Regions from separate parts of the Homo sapiens genome. Here region 1 is linked to region 2. Evidence: chromatin loops called from intact Hi-C (ENCODE). Cell type or tissue: heart left ventricle. All regions are shown on one strand. Each heading gives the region's core, and the rest is flanking DNA. Links, peaks and the distances in the headings are about the cores only. Region 1 has its middle 280 kb from the start of VLDLR. Region 2 overlaps VLDLR-AS1 (VLDLR antisense RNA 1).

Evidence for each region. Peaks named below come from ENCODE experiments on the same cell type or tissue, not always from the same donor. Only the 100,000 strongest peaks of a DNase experiment are listed, where the experiment ranks them.
Region 1: it touches region 2 in a loop (2.6-fold over the local background); 1 of 110 quality-filtered maps calls a loop at or near these places.

What each region holds. Positions count from the first base shown.
Region 1 is chr9:2,339,625-2,348,492 of GRCh38, reverse strand. No RefSeq gene overlaps it. Among named protein-coding and RNA genes, the nearest start is that of VLDLR, 280 kb to the left of the region's middle. In heart left ventricle, for the core only: no CTCF peak of the experiment used is centred there; no DNase peak of the experiment used is centred there.
Region 2 is chr9:2,597,403-2,606,270 of GRCh38, reverse strand. All of the region lies in intron 1 of VLDLR-AS1 (VLDLR antisense RNA 1), which reads left to right. Among named protein-coding and RNA genes, the nearest start is that of VLDLR, 20 kb to the left of the region's middle. RefSeq lists an enhancer at 3,518-3,607. In heart left ventricle, for the core only: a CTCF peak has its summit at 5,742; no DNase peak of the experiment used is centred there; H3K27ac peaks cover 1,196 bases.

The DNA.
Region 1 (8,868 bases), core at 1,415-6,414, 260 kb after region 2:
ACACATGTCACCTTTGCTCCAGTTTCCAATGAGTTCCTCATCTCCATCTGAGACCTCATCAGCCTGGCCTTCACTGTCCATAGAACTACCAGCATTTTGGTCATAACCACTCAAGCAGTCTCTAAGAAATTCCAAATTTTCCTTCATCTTCCTGTCCTCTGAGCCTTTCACACTCTTCCAACCTCTGCCTGTTACCCAGTTCCAAAGCTGCTTCCACATTTTCAGGTATCTTCATAGCAATGCCCCATTCCTTGGTACCAATTTTCTGTATTTACCCATTCTTGCACTGCTATAAAAAAAATCTGAGAGTGGGAAATTTATAAAGAAAAGAGATTTGATTGCCTCACTGTTCTGTAGGCTGTATAAGAAGCATAGTGGCTTGTGCTTCTAGGGAGGCCTTAGGAAGCTTCCAATCATGGCAGAAGACAAAGGGAAAGCAAGGTGTCTCATATGGCAGGAGAAGGAGCAAGAGTGGGGAGGGAAGTTCTACACACTTTTAAACAACCAGGTCTTGTGAGAATTTTATCATGAGGACAGCACCAAGGGAATGGTTCTACAATAAATTATTCATGGAGAATCCATCCCCATGATCCAATCACTACCCACCAGGCCCCACTTCCAATATTAGGGATTATAATTTGGCCTGAGATTTGAGTGAGGACACAGATCCAAACCATGTTATCTCAGTAGGAAGTGGGGGATAGGAGGAAAGAGAAAAGAGAGAGAAAAAATAATTAAACTATCTTTGAGAAAGATGGGGGTACTGGTTACAGCCTTACCAGAAGCTGAGCAGATGCCAGCACTATGCCTCCTATATACTCTGCAGAACCACAAGCAAATTAAACCTCTAGTCTTTTTAAATTACCCAGCCTCAAGTATTCCTTTATAGCAATGCAGAAATGGACTAACAACAAAAATTGTATTAATACCAAGGAGTGTGGTGTTGCCATGAAGATACCTGAAGATGTGGAAGTGGCTTTGGAATAAGGGAAAGGGCAGAGGTTGGAGGAGTTTGGAGGACTCAGAAAAAGACAGAAAGATATGGGAAAGTCTGGAACTTCTTAGAGACTGGTTAAATGGTTGTGACCAAAATACTGATAGAGGTAGGGACAGTGAAGGCTAGATGGAGGTCTCAGATGGAAATAAGGAACTTATTGGAAACTGAAGTAAAGGTCACCCGTGTTATACCCTAGCAAAAAACTCAGCTGCATTCTGTCCATGTCCTAGGGATCTGTGGAAGTTTGAACTTCAGACTGATGACTTAGGGTATTGGGTGCAAGAAATTTCTAAGCAGCAAAGTGTTCAAGATGTGGCCTGGCTGCTTCTAAAAGCCTTGGATCAGATGTGACAGCATATAAATGACTTAAAGATGGAACTTACATTTAAAAAGTACCCAAGTGCCAGAGAAAGAAAAGTCCCTTTCAGGAGAGGAATCCAAGCAGGCCGGGGAGAAACCACTTGCTAGAGAGATTAGCATGACTAAAATGGAGTCAAGTGCTAATATCTAAGACAATGGGGAAAATGCCCCAAGACATTTTAGTAGTCTTCTGGACAGTCCCTTCCATCATAGAGCCAGAAGCTTAAGAGAAAAGTATGGTTTTAGGGGCCAGGCCCAGGGCACTGCTGTCTTGCTTAGCCTGAGGATGCTGCTCCTTGCATTCTGGCTGCTCCAAGTATAGCTTCAGCTCAGAGGGGCTCAGGTGCAACTCAGGACACTTTGCTGGAGGTCACAAGCCATAAGGCTTGGTGGCTTCTATGTGTGTTAAACCTGCAGGCACATGGCATGCAAGAGTAAAGGGGGGGGTTGGAAGCTTCTACTTAGATTTCAGACAATGTGTCAGAAAGCCTAGGTGCTCAGGCAGAAGATACAACGGTGGGCCTGGAGGAAGCCCTCAATAAACATCACTTATTATTCCCTCACAGTACTGCTATGGAGAGCAGTACATGAAATAAGGCACCTAAAGCTACTGAAGCAGAGCAGGCCTTCAATGAATGTGCATGTCCTTCTCTGTCTCTTCTTCCAATTCCCGTATCACCTACCTAATAATAGCCCTCATTGCTGGCAAATGTTCCCTGTCTTCTCAACAAAGTTTCAGAATCATCTTTCCTGACAGTGTGCCATGATAAAAGCAAGTACACCTAAAAGATGTAAATAGTGATAAATGACTTGTTGTCTCAAAGGCCATTTACTCTCCTTATACTACATTTCTTTAATAATTGTAAACCACAGATTTAGTCTTGAGCTGCTCAGCTAGAAGACAGTAGAATTATAAATGCAGCTGAGGCATCTCAATGATCAAATTCTGTTGCACATTAACAATTATGCTCAGTAATTTTTAATTTCTAAGTGACCAAAATTCAAGAGATATGCAAATTAATTAATTAACCAACGCTTTTTAGCTTCTCCTTTTTTCTCCCTTCTTGATGTTAATGTTTGCATTGACTGGATGTTCTTACTTCAATCTAAGGAGAAATCATATCTCAGAGTGTGTCATTGATCATTAATTAATTTGATCAATAGTTATTAGGTGCCTGCTAAGTGCAAAACATGATGTTGGTCTCTATGCATGGCACAAGAAAAACTGTATAAAAGTAATGACTTTACTTTAAAAACTGAATAACACAAAGTAAACCAATACTTAGAATAAGGAAATAAGATGTAATTTATTCCAGTCCTTTCAATTTAGAATTTTCCTATGAAGAAAGATATGAGTATGCCAACACTTTATATCATAAAGTAGAGACAGGGAATGCTAACCCACTTTAGATAGTGAACTTCACAATTTTTGAAACACCCAGTTACATTTTACATAAATAATGCATGTCAATTATTAATCATTCTTATCTGTTCAATAAGGGAGATCTAAACGTGTTTGCTATATTTTATAGGCAAAGTTTAACTAACATTTGGATATACAAATCTCACTTTTGAATAATATAATGTCTAATTCAAGTCTTATTTGGAGCCTAGAGGGGGAGATCAGTTAGAGATGAGGAAGTTTTAGTTTTATGCACTATCTTGTTTTTTCCCACAGCCCTTCAATCTGGCTGTCATTATTCCAGCTTTATAGGCAATTCAGATAAGGGCTTAGAAAGAGAGGGCCTAGCTCAAGTCTCCCTGAACAGTAAACAACCACATTTTGGGTCTGCTTGCTGCAAGGCACGTGCCCTTGGCCCTCTTCAACCCAATGTCGAGTTCTGCTTGCACTTCACTGTAGGTGTGAGTGAGACAGAAGGCCAAGGCTAGGCACGCCCATGACTGTAGCTCAGTGTCAGCAATGGCCACAGGAGAACTCAACCCTTTGCAGTGGCCTCCTGAGAACAGAGAACTGAAAAACAGGCCATGCTTTCAGATTTCAAGCCCTTAGAAGAACGTGCTTCTGGTTGAGGAGAGGGAATCTACTTCTCAGGCCTTTGTAAATGATCACTCAGCTATGCAGCATTTTTAGGGTGGGGAACTGCCTTTATTTATACAATTTCTTTGCATTTCATACCCCAGGTTCACCTGAGCTATCCTTCTGAGATCTCCTCTCTTCTTAGTAGTCTGTTAGTTATTCGGAAAAGGTTGTGTCAAATAAAAATTTTGTTATCCACGTCTGTTTCATACCCTGACTAATTTTTCATTCAGACACTAATCATTTTGAAAATACCAGGGGCAACTGGGAGGAATTTCCAGGTTGAACTCCACAGAACAAGACTAATCCGCCCCAGTTCATTTCCCATCCTGTAGACTTTCTGTGCCCTCCTCCATGACCTGTGTAATCTCTCTTCCAAAAAACAAATGAGCCTCTAGTTGATCTGGTCAGAAAAATATGCAAAAGGAATCTGGGGTAGGAGTGAAGGGATATAGATATAACCTGATACTGTAAGTATCCATCCATCTCTCTGAATAGAAGAATTAGGAAAATGGGTCCCTGTGGTGCAAAGAACGTAAGATAAATTCCTGATATTTTTCTTTTTGTTCTCTTCATTTCTCCATGAGAGCAGTAGTAATAGTGGCCACAACTTCAAGAGAAACCTTGTCTTTCCAGCCAGTAAATTGGAAAAATATACCCCATGGAGCCAAAGAGTGGAAACAATATTGCAAAAGGGAGAATGGGAGAAAGACATCCCCCAATTCCACATATGAATTGATACAATTCCCAGGTTCACCCCAAACTGCATGTGCACACCCAAAGAAGCACGAGCTTTGAGAAGTGAACTACCATATAAGCCACTGCCCACATCCAAGATTAACCCTTCCTGTAACATATGTGAGAAGCAGATCCAAATAGACTTTGAATATGGAACGGACATTGGAACCACTGTTCACAGAAGACAAGATGGGTTTATTATCTGCTTAAAAAACAACAAACAAACAAAAACAGAAAATCTATTTTCTCCAGAGGATTTTAATAAGACCCAGAGCTTCACAGTATAATACACAAAATGTCCAGGCAAAATCCAAATTACTAGACATACTAAGACCTGAAAAATCTGACCTATGCTCAAGTAAAAGACAGATGCTGGCCATGCAGGGTGGCTCACACCTGTAATCACAGCACTTTGAGAGGCCGACGTGGGTGGATCACCTGAGGCCAAGAGTTTGAGACCAGACTGACCAACATGGTGAATCCCCATCTCTACTAAACATACAAAAATTAGCTGGTGTGATGGTGCACTCTTGTAATCCCAGCTACTCTGGAGGCTGAGGCAGGAGAATCGCTTTTAGTAAATTTGCAGTCCATGCAGTTTCTTTCATAACTTCTCAATTCTGACATTATACTGTGAAAGCAAATATATACAATACATAAATAAATGGGCATGACTGTGTTCCAATCAAACTTTATCTACCAAAACAAGCAGCAGACTGGATTCAAGGCACAGGTCACAGTTTGCTGACCCCTGTCCTATAGGGTAATTCTTCATCCAAATTAAGAAGTAGTGGGGAGATCTAGAAATTTCAGGATGATGGTGTACGTGATAAAATCAGTGAAGCCTATGATTGAGTCCATTTGTCATCTCCTTTGCCATAAATTATGCATGTTGGTCTGAGGCAGTGTTGTATAGGATCTGATGCCAATAGACTAGACATTCTATAAGCCCTCAGATGGTTGAAGGCACTGTGGATAAATCCACACCAGGAATAGTCACTTCAAAGGTAAATCATTACCCTCTCCAGAGTGGAAAAGATCTAAAATAATGAATATGCCACAAAGTATCTTGGTGGTCTTTCCAAGGACGGTGTCATACTGCGGGCTCTGTGTTGATCACTGCTGGTGGTTGATTGGCCTTTATTGGTGGCACTAGCTACACAATCCTTGAAGAAGGGAGCCCATTGGGTCCATACAAAGCTTCCATTCCTGCTACCATGGCCACTCTGTTAGTCCATTGCAGAATCCCTAGAAAAGACAAAAAAAAAAAAAAAAAAAAAAAAAGCTTATGGGTACCCATAGGATAAAACATTCTGACTACCTGGCTGTTGATAGATTTTTCTGCAGTTGATTTTTTTTTGGTAGGCATTAATACAAAATCCAAATATCTGTACAATTTGTGCCCATTCTCACAGACCCATCCACATACCTTTTTCCCAGACCTCCTAGTCAATGATTTTCTGGTCTTGTTAGTCTCCTCCTCAAGCACCCATTCACCACTGCTCTTGAGTCAGTGTATATCTATCCCTCAAGCTGCCTCTTCCTCCATATGAAATGATGGTAAGTCTACTGCACACAGCTCTGCCCTCTAGAGGGTTTCCCTTTACCCCTTTCCTTCACCATCAATTCAGGTCAAACCTGTGTGGCGCTGTAGTGTAGCAGCTGCCTATTTACAACTAGCACCAACATATTGCTCAGACTCATTAGTGAATTGGACTAGAACCCTTTAGACCTTCAATAGTCAATTGTGGAAAAAATCTCATTGGTCAAAGGTATGATGAGTGAGGGAGAGGCATCAATGTAACTTAAGTACTTAATACAGGGATCTGGGCCATCTGATTTTGTAATTTACTCATTCTTTCGGAGGTACTGGAATCTTGTCCCCAATAAACCCCTTTCATTATACAGTGATTTGCTGTTGTGCCTGCTCTACTACTTGGTTCAGTGGACCTGGTGATATCCAGACCATAAAGAGCACCTCCATTCATAGAGGCGCTTGGTGCTCCATGATGAGGTGTGCAGTCTCCAGTAGGAAACATTTAAATGCCAGGAGCTGTTTTGCAAACATCATAATTCTCTGCTGAAGAAGGCATGGCATTCTCCAGAACTCTATGGATCTGCCCACAGCTCATTTTTAATGGCATTGCAGAAACTCCATACGTTACCTCTATCTATCCAAACAATTAGCCACCACTGAAACTGCAGCTTTTGAGTCTAGAGCTGTTACAAAACCCTATTTTTGCCCTGGGCCTTGTTTGAAGTCTTCTGAGTCAACCCATGAATGGGTTGCAGAAAGATTCCCAAGTATACCATATGCTTCCTCCAAAATCCAGAATGAGATACAAGTGTTGTGCCTCATCACAAATGATAGAAAGTGAGAGGTACAATAACTTGTCTTTTACATTAGAATGAATGCCCTGGCACGTCCTTAACTACTGGACACCTGAAAACTTCCCTGATGGGGCAGACTCTTAAATCTCCTTTTTTTCCCGTCTCCCAAATTTGGGCATGCATATTTCTTACTAGGGCAGCTAGTGTAAGCTCCACTTCTAGTTCATCCAGTCCACTTAACGTGATATTATCAGTATAGTGGACCAATGTGATGTTCTGTAGAATGTCAAGATGATCAAGTTCTCTGGACTACATTATAGCCTTACAGCAATACAGTAAACATATACTGATATCCTTTTCATGTAATGACATGCTACTTTTCATTCTCCCTATTGTTGCATATCCAGAAGAAAGCATTCACTAAATCCATAGCAGTAGATTATGGACCAAAGGCTATGTTGAAATTCTCTACTGAATATACTACATCTGGCCTAAAAGTTGTGATTGTGACATTGCTTGGTTAAGTTAATGATACTCCCCTTCCCTAAGTATTCTGATGTGTTCCTTAACACGACACCAGGGAAATCTGGACATCTTTAACTTCATTTTTATAGAAGCCATCATCATGTTCAATATTCCACATCCTTTTCTACAGAATATTGAACAAGCTCCAGATATCCTTGCCAAAGCACTGAAGCTCAAATCATGGTGCATTCCCCATATCAATACATTCTTCTCTATCCAGTGTATATTCTATTCCCTCCGTCTCTCTCTCAGCCCAACATTCTCAGGATCCATTTTCATATCATGTGTTCTTCTGGAGCCTGTCCGTATATATCAGCCAGATCAAATAATTCTCTTAGTATGTAAACTATTCTTTTCCAAAAGCAGAGCTTGTACTTTTTCGCTTGGGCTGCGCTGACTCCTGACTCTGTTTATTGGCCTAGAAACCATGAGAGGTGATAGGGAAGATACTGACAAGAATAAGCATCATTGAATGGTATCCAGGCAAGTGGGCTGTTGGGCTTATAGAGAAAGCGCAGAAGAACTTGGGAGTTTAAAATTGTCAGGTTCACCCATGCAGATATCCTCATTCTATGTTTCAATCAAGGCCCTAATTTTCACACAAGAGGCCTGTGCACATTATATAAGCATACTTTGCAGGAACTGTGCTTTATAATTAGATCCTAGGCCTGATTTTCATCACAGTCTACCTTGAAATTTAAGAAGCTAAGAGTTTCTTTTAAAGACACTAAAGAGAGATTTTCACAGTGTGCAATTACAAGCCCTGGGACAAACACTTTCTTTTTGCAAGGAGTACAGTACAGTCACATTACTCCAAAATATATATAATTATCATTGTCCTCATACTGATGAAATGCCACAATTACTAGATCTCTCAATGCCTTGCTTTTCACATGCAGCTCACCTCAACCAGCTGCAAGTGAATGCCTAAGTACTTGCAACATCATTGCATACCAGGGGTTATTAACAATCCATTTACTACCAGCATTGCAGTCCTTATTAATTTCTGATCTGTGGGCAGTCAAACTCCAAATCTTACTGAGGGCCTGCTTTCCATAACCATTTCTGAAACAAACTGTTTTAGCCTAAGTTTCTTAGAAAACAAAGTCTGTACCAAAGATTATGTGCGAATATATTATTTGGAGCCCAGGGCAGTGAAAATAATGGAATACAGAGTTGAAACACAAGGATGGTAAGCAATAGAAGGTAATGTGTTACCACCTGGACAATAGTTCACAATGAGTCATGAAGAGATTTAGCCAATTACTCAGCAGCTTCACCTGCCCAATCATGCAGGAAACCTCCATACATGCTTTTCCTTGGAACAACCTATTGTAGGGAGGAAAGGAGAATTTATCTAATGGCTCCTTCCCATCTGCTACTCTTAAAACATTGCTACAAAGACTCGTTTCTGAGTTGTTTTTCTTAGTCTTTTCAGCAGGTGTCTGGGAAACTCTGCAGTGTGTACTTCATCAGAGTCTGGAAGTGACAATAGGAGCTGGACGCTCTGTGACTGGTTGTCCTCAGGCAGTGGAGCCAAACGGGCTAACAGGGAGACACCTCGCCACAAGAGTGGCTTAGGTCTAATAGACACTTATTACACCCCTAGGCATTGTGCATGGTCTTGGGAATACAATAGGAATATTTTCTGTGATCAAAAAACTTCATCTAGTGAAGATAACAAAAATAAACGCTTTGTAAAATACTTACTACTATAATATGGGTTTTAAAAAACGCTATGGCTTCCTAGAGGTAAACGAAAGTTCAGTCATGTCTAGAAATTTGGCAGATGTTCCTGACAACAATGACTTAAGATACCCTGAGAATGACCCTATGGTCTAAACATAATGTGCGTTGGGAGTTTCGAGCGGGGGAATCT
Region 2 (8,868 bases), core at 2,634-7,633:
TGGAACATCTTTGGATATATGAGGCATGTAGACCTTTTTTTTTTTTTTTTTTTTTTTCAGGTTCTCACTATTTTGCTCAGGCTGGAGTGCAGTGGCATGACCATAACTTACTACAGCCTTAACTTCTGAGCTCCCAGCCATCCTCCTTCCTCAGCCTCCCAAGTAGCTGGGACTCCAGGCATGTGTCACTGTGCCTGGCTAAGGTTTTATTTATTTGTTTATTTTTTGAGACAAGGTCTTGCTATGTTGCCTAGTTTGGTCTTGAACTCCTGGCCTTAAGTGACCCTCCTGCCTTAGTCTCCTGTAGACCATTTTTCTTGATATGTAGGATGTGTCACCTGCTTTGCAGGATGTCTGGAATCCTGGCCCACTAAAAGCCAGCAACACAAAACCTTCAGTCATTATGACAACTAAAATGTGTCCTCATATTTCCAAGACACCCTCTGGGAATGCTAACATTGTCATAAGAAACTCGAGGGTAGAGGCCTAGCCTCACTTCAACTGTTTTGGACATAGCTGGAGGTGACCATGCCTTCTAGTGAAGTCAGGGTTAGTCAATGGAAGACCTTTCTAAACTTCATGGGACACCAGGTTTCTGGACTAATTTTGTTTTCTAAAGCAACTGTCTTCTGTTGCAAGCTATTATGGTACTCTGGAGATCAAAGAAGCATGACTGAGTTCTGGCTCTGGCGGCTAACTGGGAGAAAGCAGGACTGGCAGACCCTCTGCCCATGAGCAAGTACCTGGAACTTCTTAGCTCTATTGGGGTGAACAAGCCATGGAAAGAGGATTTAGACTTTCTGCTCTTCTGGACAAATGGAGTCCCAATGACGTCACGTTTAAGAGTATTTATTTGGGAGTTGGACAAATCTGGGTTTGAATCCTGTTTCTGTTCATATGATAGCTGTTTGACTTTGGACAAGTTACTCAGTGGTCTGAGCCTGAACACTAAAATGGAGATAGACCTACTGTCTTAGTCCATTCCTGCTGCTCTAACAAAATACCTTAAATGGAATCTATAAACAACAGAATTTATTGCTGATAATTCTAGAGGCTAGGAAGTCCAAGATCAAGGTACCAGCAGATTTGGTGTCTGGTGTGGGCCTGTTCCTTGTAGATGGCAACTTCTAGGCATCCTCATATAGTAGAAGGAGCAAATCAGCATCCTCACACCTCTTATAAGGGCACTAATCCCTCATGACCTCATCATCTCCCAGACGCCCCATATTCTAATACTATCATGTTGGCAATTAGGACTCAGCTTAGGAATTTGTAAGGGACACAAATATTCAGACCACAGCACCTACCTAGAAGGCTGGTGGTGAAGGACAATGAGATCTTCATAAAGAGCTTTGCATTGTTCCAGGCACATAGTAAGAACTTAGTTAACTCCAGTGAACTCCAACAACTTAACTGTTGTTGCTTACAGTCATACAGTCATCTTTTGGGGGCTTTTAAAAACTTTTAAATTCAGGGATACATGTACAGGTTTGTTACATATGTAAACTTGTGTCATGGGGGTTTGTTGTACAGGTTATTCATCACCCAAATATTAATCCTAGTATCTATTAATTATTTTTCCTGATCCTCTTCCTCTTCCCACCTTTTACCATCTGATCAGCCCCATTGTGTGTTGTTTCCCTCTATGTATCCATGTGTTCTTATCATTTAGCTCCCACTTATACCTGACATCATGTGGTATTTGGCTTCCTGTTCCTGCCTTAGTTTGCTGAGAATGATGGCCTCCAGCTCCATCCATGTCCCTGCAAAGGACATGACCTCATTGTTTTTTATGGCTACATAGTATTCCATGGTGTATATGTACCACATTTTCTTTATCCAGCCTATCATTGTTGGGCATTTAGGTTGATTCCATATCTTTGCCATTGTGAATAGTGTTGCAGTGAACATACATGTGCATGTGTCTTTATAATATAATTATTTATATGCCTTTAGGTATATACCCAGTAATGAGATTGCTGGGTTGAATGGTATTTCTGTCTTTAGGTCTTTGAAGAATCACCACACTGTCTTCCACAATGGTTGAGCTAATTTTTGCTCCCACCAGCAGTATATAAGAGTTCCTTTTGCTTGACAATCTTGCCACCATCTGTTACTTTTTGATTTTTTAATAATAGGGGGCTTATGTTTGTGGGGAAGGGCATTAGGGACAACTAAGGCTCTATAGAACAATCCTGCGACAAGGTACAGCTCCATCTCAGCAAAAAAGAGTGAGAGTTTTTCTAGAAAGTCATTGAGGGGGAAAAACAAGCCAGCTCTGGATTATATTGAAGGGAATGTCTTAAACATGATAGCACATCTTCTCTATAACCCTTAATACTTAAGATTATGTACTTTTAATACTTCCTACTGAGTTCCAAAGAGCCTGAGTAACAAGGCAGTATGATGATCACACAATAACCTTTATACAACAGGAGGTAAACACAAGCTCTGCCATGAAATTCCAGGTTTGCTGTCTCATGTGACTTCTCCCCAGCTAAGCAGAGCTAGAACCTATCACTGCTCTGCAAGGGCCCTGGAACAGAAACTCATGTGATTGTTTCTTATATATGTGCTTTTCCTAAAAAGTGAATATTAAGGTGTCCTTTTGTTGATGCAAAACAAGCAACCAGGTACGCTCATGCACACGCATTTTCCTAGGACAAACCACAAAGAAAAACTGTTTGAATATGTTTAATGAAAACATTTCCCAGCTCAAAACTTCTTAAAGAGATCCAGCTTTCCTATGGAAAACAGCCCAGGATTCATAGAGAAAATATTGAAGTATTCTTCTTTTCCTTGATCAGTGTTGTTTTGCCAAAGAAGATGCTGTCTGTCTTTTTCACTGAAGAGTGAAAGAAGTTCTGACCATATGTCTCCATCACTCCATGGGCAATTGTTCAAATTTGTTTTCCCTTATAACAGTGGGGCAAGTGCTTTTCTTATAACTGTCTTGGTTCATAAAAACTTTAAGACAATACAAAATAAGAATATAAAATAAATGAGGACTAAGGGGAAGGATAAATATGGCAAAGGTAAGTATGGAAAATGTATACCTGTGGAATAAAAATTTGACTGTAGGCTTCCTAGTGACTAGAGCAAAGAGGAAAATCCCATTTGGTTATGTGATTTAAAAAAATGAAGTTTTTTAGGAGGAGCTCAGTTGTCCCTGGTGTTAAGAACAGAAGTGAGTTTTCTCACAGTTACTCATAAAAAGTATTTTGAGCTCTGATGATCAGGTTCCTAAAATGCCCTGCAGTGACTGCGACTGAATTGTGTCAGACCTCTTTGTATAACGTCCCTCATTCTTGGCATTTTGCCAAAGTATAATTCTATAAAGGGAAAGAAAGAACCTCCAGGCAATCTTCCATTTATACTATTTATTTTCAACTGAAGTTTTGCGAAATATTGAGCAGCACAGAGTTAGAGGTCATCTCTGGTAAGTACCTGGAATGCAACTCTTCTCAGCAGATGGGAAAGTGCAAAGCCACAGGCTTGCAACAGTTCACTAAGCTGGGCAGAAATGACATTGCATTATAAATATGAAAAGGACGCCCAAAGATATGGGGGCTGGAAGAGAAGGTCACCCACCTTGCCATGTAGAGAGGAAAGTGCATCAAAGAAGATGTAGAAAGTTTGAGAGGAAGGGGAAGAAAAAAAATGAACAATAATTTTATTAACTTAAGATAACCACTATTCACACTTTTGTATATTTCCTTCTTTTTTTTTTTGTCCTCCTAGTGGGTAATGTTAACAATCAGAATACGCACACAGGCTGGGTGCAGTGGCTCACACCTGTAATCTCAGCACTTTGGGAGGCTGAGGTGGGAGGCTGTGGTGAGCCCAGGAGTTCAAGGCTGTGGTGAGTTGTGATAGCACCACTGCACTCCAGCCTGGGTGACAGAGCAAGACCCTTCCCCCTGACCCCCCCCAAAAGACTAGGCATACAATTTTATAAATCATTTTTCACTCAATTAAGCACCATAAAATTAGTTATTATAGTTTGTTTTATCGGGATTTTTGGGCTGCTGTAATATAATCCCCATCATGGCTTCTGACCTTCTATAAAATGTATCATATACCCCCTGCCATGAGTAAGTGATGCTTTAGGAAAATTAGGAAAAGAGGCTGTTTAAATAGACTGGGAATCAATAAAGAGGCCAGAGGGGATGTAGGAGGTGAGAGCTGAGTGTGGGGAGTTATTCAGCAGAAACAGAGAATCAGAAGGGGAAATGACTGGGAGAACATAAACCCCAAGAGAATTTACTAACCACGTGGGGCTCCCCATGAATGTGGCATTAGTGATTCAATTTTATCTCAAGACGGAACAAGTGCACCTTTTGTAATGTTTTTTAAAATATAAACATGCCTAAGTTCTGCCCTTTCATAAAAAGAGGTAGAAATAGAACAGTGATGGGTCATGATAATATGGTAGTACAATTTGGCAAGATTTTTCTCTTTTAAAAGCAGCTTTCCAGAAATCACATTTTACCATAGTCAAGAATTTCTCTTTTTTGGGGGGGTGTGGCGGGTAGCAAAAGTATTACTTTTTTTTTGAGATGGAGTTTCGTTCTATCACCCAGGCTGGAGTGCAGTGGTGTGATCCCAGCTCACTGCAACTTCTGCCTCCTCGGTTCAAGCGATTCTCCTGCCTCAGGCTCCTGAGTAGCTGGGATTACAGGCACTCGCCACCAGGCCCAGCTAATTTTTTGTACTTTTAGTGGAGACGGGGTTTTACCATGTTGGCCAGGCTGGTCTCGAACTCCTGACCTCAGGAGATCTACCTGCCTCGGCCTCCCAAAGTGTTGGGATTACAGGCGGGAGCCACCAAGTCCGGCCAGTAATCTGTTACTTACAGAGGAAGACTGGTGTTTACACTCAAATCAGCCCCATATACAGACACTTCTTAATTATCTACCGCTTACTTTGTTAAATTTTGTATCTCGCCTTCCCGAAATAGAAATGTTGCTGATGCTTAAATACAACCACAAAGTCATTGAAGACATATCTTGAATGACCATTAGGCTCTGATATTCCTTCTTTGACCTTGTACAGACTTTTTTCTCCTCTTATTGTTTTGAAATGTGTCACTTTTTTCTTTGCTACTTTGAATTACCTTCTGTTCCAGGAAGGGACGGGTAAATACATTTTCTTCAATCCTGGTAGTTTTCTGCTGGCCAGATGTTGTGGTAAAATTCTACCTTCTCCAGGGACTAAAGTGTGACTATTGAATGAGGAGGCTAATCTTTTTTTCTTTTTATCATATGTGGCGTATAGGAATCAGCCCCACTGTGTATGATGATTACTTTGTCCTCTGACAGTCTTCAAAAGTACTGGGAGGGAATCTGTCAGTTGATTGTCTCAGACAATCCCTTTCTGCACTAAGAGATTATGTCTTCTAAAGAAATTCAACCAAATGTGACTTTAGCCATCTCAAATCTTCTCCCAATAAATGGGTTTAAGTATCTGAAAAGACACAATGAAATTAGCAACTTCCAATTGATTTAATTAAGCAGCTGGGATTAATGAGAGGATGTATTCTTCCTGCAGTTATAAAGTCTCTTTCATTCTCTAGTATTCAGTTAATGAAAGGAAATAATATATATTTGGAATTTTTTCTTCTCTCCAATACTGCAAATTTTGTAAGCTGCTAGTTTCACTACTGGATATTAAAGTCTTATAAGGAAAAAAAACCCTTTTTTATATCAAAAGGGAATGGATTTTGTGTTTCTAGCACAACAGGTAGTCTGCCACTAGGTGGTATGTTTCCTTATTGCCCATACTTAGGTTTCGGAGATGTAAATGCAGTATAGGTACCCCATCATACAAAAGTTCGATTTCCTGAAAAATTCATAATTTAACTGTAAAGAGAATTATCTTTCTTTATTGGCTCCTATTTTAAAGCCAGAATAACATTTCCTTACTGAACTATATAAATGCATTGAAAATGTCTGATGGGAGGTTCTGGTGTTGACCAGGTCCCTGGAATTCTGGGAACATGGGTGGAATTTACCCATTGACTATACTTCTCTTCTCTCCTTTGGAGCCTCTGGTAGTACTTCCTAGAAGGACTTCCCTGGGTCCTTCCCTGTATCCGAAGAATTTCTGTCTCATATTTGTGGCTTCTAGAACTTTATCTTTGTTTATTCCTTACTTTGAGTACTTACAACCTCTGACAGAGCTGGATTCCATATCATTTCACCATGGGGCTTACTAAGCGCCTCATAGAGCCTTTCAAATGGAAGTTTCCTCCCCTTCTTTATCAGTCTCACTCCCTCTCTCTCTCATTTTCCCCCTCTAGTCCTACCCCTCTCTCTCTCCCACTCCTTTGCCCTCCCTCAGTCTCATCATCCTTTTGGTTTCTTCTTTTTCATTTTGACATATTTTTTAAAAATAGCAATGTCATGTAAAATTTAATTAACAGTTTATACCCACAATTTTTTTTTAATACAAGAAAACATAACAAATACAATTAAAGTCCTTTTTGATGCTCAGGCTCCATTCTCTTCCTCTTGCTCTATTAAATATCTCACAAAGCCAAAAGATCCATCTGATGACCCTTTGCACAGCTGTGTTACCAGAAGCCTCATGGGAGGGTGTTCTCTTGCTTTAGGACATTTATTTATTAGATGTTGATGGGGGTGCTTTGCTAAATGGGGGCAGTGAGTAGTCCAGAAGCAAATTGTATGGGAAAATAAGTAGATTTGATGTGCCATGGGGTAAACTTGTGAGGAAGAATCAAGTGCAGGAGACTTTAGCAGAATTAGTGACTGCTCCTAATTCCCATTTCCTTTCCAGGAAACCTGACTTGGGTCTTCAGCATTCCTGATCTCATTCTTCATAGTTCTTTTTTTTTTTTTTTAAATGGTTTTAATGTTTGTATATCTAACCCTGGCCTCATGGCTGTTTTTTTGATTTTATGGCTATGTGATGGTTTGAATTTGATGTTCTTAAATCTACACCATCCCCAAGCTCTGCTTAATTTAGTTGAAGGCACAATCAATGGGCTCAGATACAGTCTCCTCATCCTAACCCATCAGGGCAAGCTTGAAGGTAGACAGAGGTTGGCTATATAACTGACTTAAACGTTGACTGTGCCCCTAGATCTGCACAGCTTTGTCCCATTATTGCCAATTTTCCTGTCCCTAAGGGTAAGAAGAAAGGCACCAAAACTTAGCAGTGCCAGGGAACCTAGAGCCTGAGGTGTCAACATCAACTTGTTGCCTACCAAGACAGATCTTAGTGGGAGGCATGTTGAAATTGGCCACAGTTCCAAGGTTCTCTTCTAGGTCCTCTCTTGGTATTGACTCTAGGACCTGAAGCCACTGTCATCATTGACAGTGACACAGATAATGAGACTGATGATGCTGGGCTAGTGCTGGGTGTATGTGGGGACACTCTAGTCCTGGCTAGACTGGGTCCACCACCTTCATTGTATGTGCAGTGGTGAATTTGTAAGCTTTTTATGAGCTTCTTGTCCTTCTTCTCCTTCTCCTCCTCCTTTTCCTCTTCCTCCTCCTCCTCCTTCTTCTTCCTTTTTTTTTTTTCTTGAGACAAGGTCTTACTATGTCACCCAGGCTGGAGTGCAGTGGCACTAACATGACTCACTGCAGCCTTGACCTCCTGGGCTCAGGCAATCTTCTTGCTTCAGCCCCCCAAGTAGCTGGGACTACAGGCGTGCACTATCATTCCTGCTTATTTTTGTACTTTTTGTAGAGACAGGGTTTTGCCACATTGCTTAGGCTGGTCTTGAACTCCTGGGCTTAAGCGATCCTCCCTCTTGGGCCTCCCAAAGTGCTGGAATTACAGGTGTGAGCCGTCATGCCTGGCCTGTTTTGCTTCTTTTAACCATTCTTGCTTCAGCTTCTTTCCATTACTTTTTTCCTTCTCTCTTTGCCTTGACTTGAGTATCTGCTTGGCTTTCTGTCCTATGCTGTATCCGGTTAACTTGTCCTCTCAGCTGTGAATTGTAGTGACACATAAATGGGGAAATGAAAAATATTGATCAGCCTTGTATAAAGCCTGCCAAAATTTTCATCATCCCTTCTCACTTTGACTGAATACCAGGGAAATTATGTGATGGGTAATAGACTCCCACAAGCATCTGAGATTCGAGGCTCCTGCTGTAGATGGTACTTGCTGTGGGGGAAAAGACTTGATGTAGTCCATGAAAAATAATAAAACTAAAGAACAATCATTTCTTTGTTTTTACATGTTCCATTTTTAGCTTTCTTTGGTCTTATTACTTCCTAGTGATTGGACTTGTGTTCCTGAGGAAGAGTAATTGATCCACTTTCTCTCCGTGCTGTTAAGCCATCTTTATTCAGGATTAAGTTATAGTGTTTGAGGGCGTTTAACCCCAATTTCATGCTTTTTAAGGAAAACAAACATAAAACATCAAACAAAGTGAGACTGAAGTGAAAACTTTCCTCATCCTACTAGAAGTTAGAAGATCCTCAAAGTTCAAATTTCCAGCCAGACTGCTCAGTAAGTGCCTCTTCCGGGCAGCAGCAAGAATATGAGTCAAATGTCACTAGAGCATCTGCCTGGATTCTAATGCTAGTTCCAGCATTTACCAGCTGGGGGTCATATAATCCCTTAAAACCTCCTTTTCCTCATGTGTAAAATGGAGGGTTGATGAAACATGAAACTATCTTAAGTTGTTATGCTGTGTGATGACAGCAAAGAGGTTGGCATAGAATTAGCACTCAGGTGTGGCTGCCTCACAGTTACTGTTCTGCTGCCCCTCTCTTTCTCCCACTCCTCTCCTTCCTCCTACAGTGGTTCACAACACAGCCCTGTCATGGGGCTGCCTGCATTTGATCTTGGTCCCACCCATTCCTCCTATTTGGTTCAGAACAGAACCAT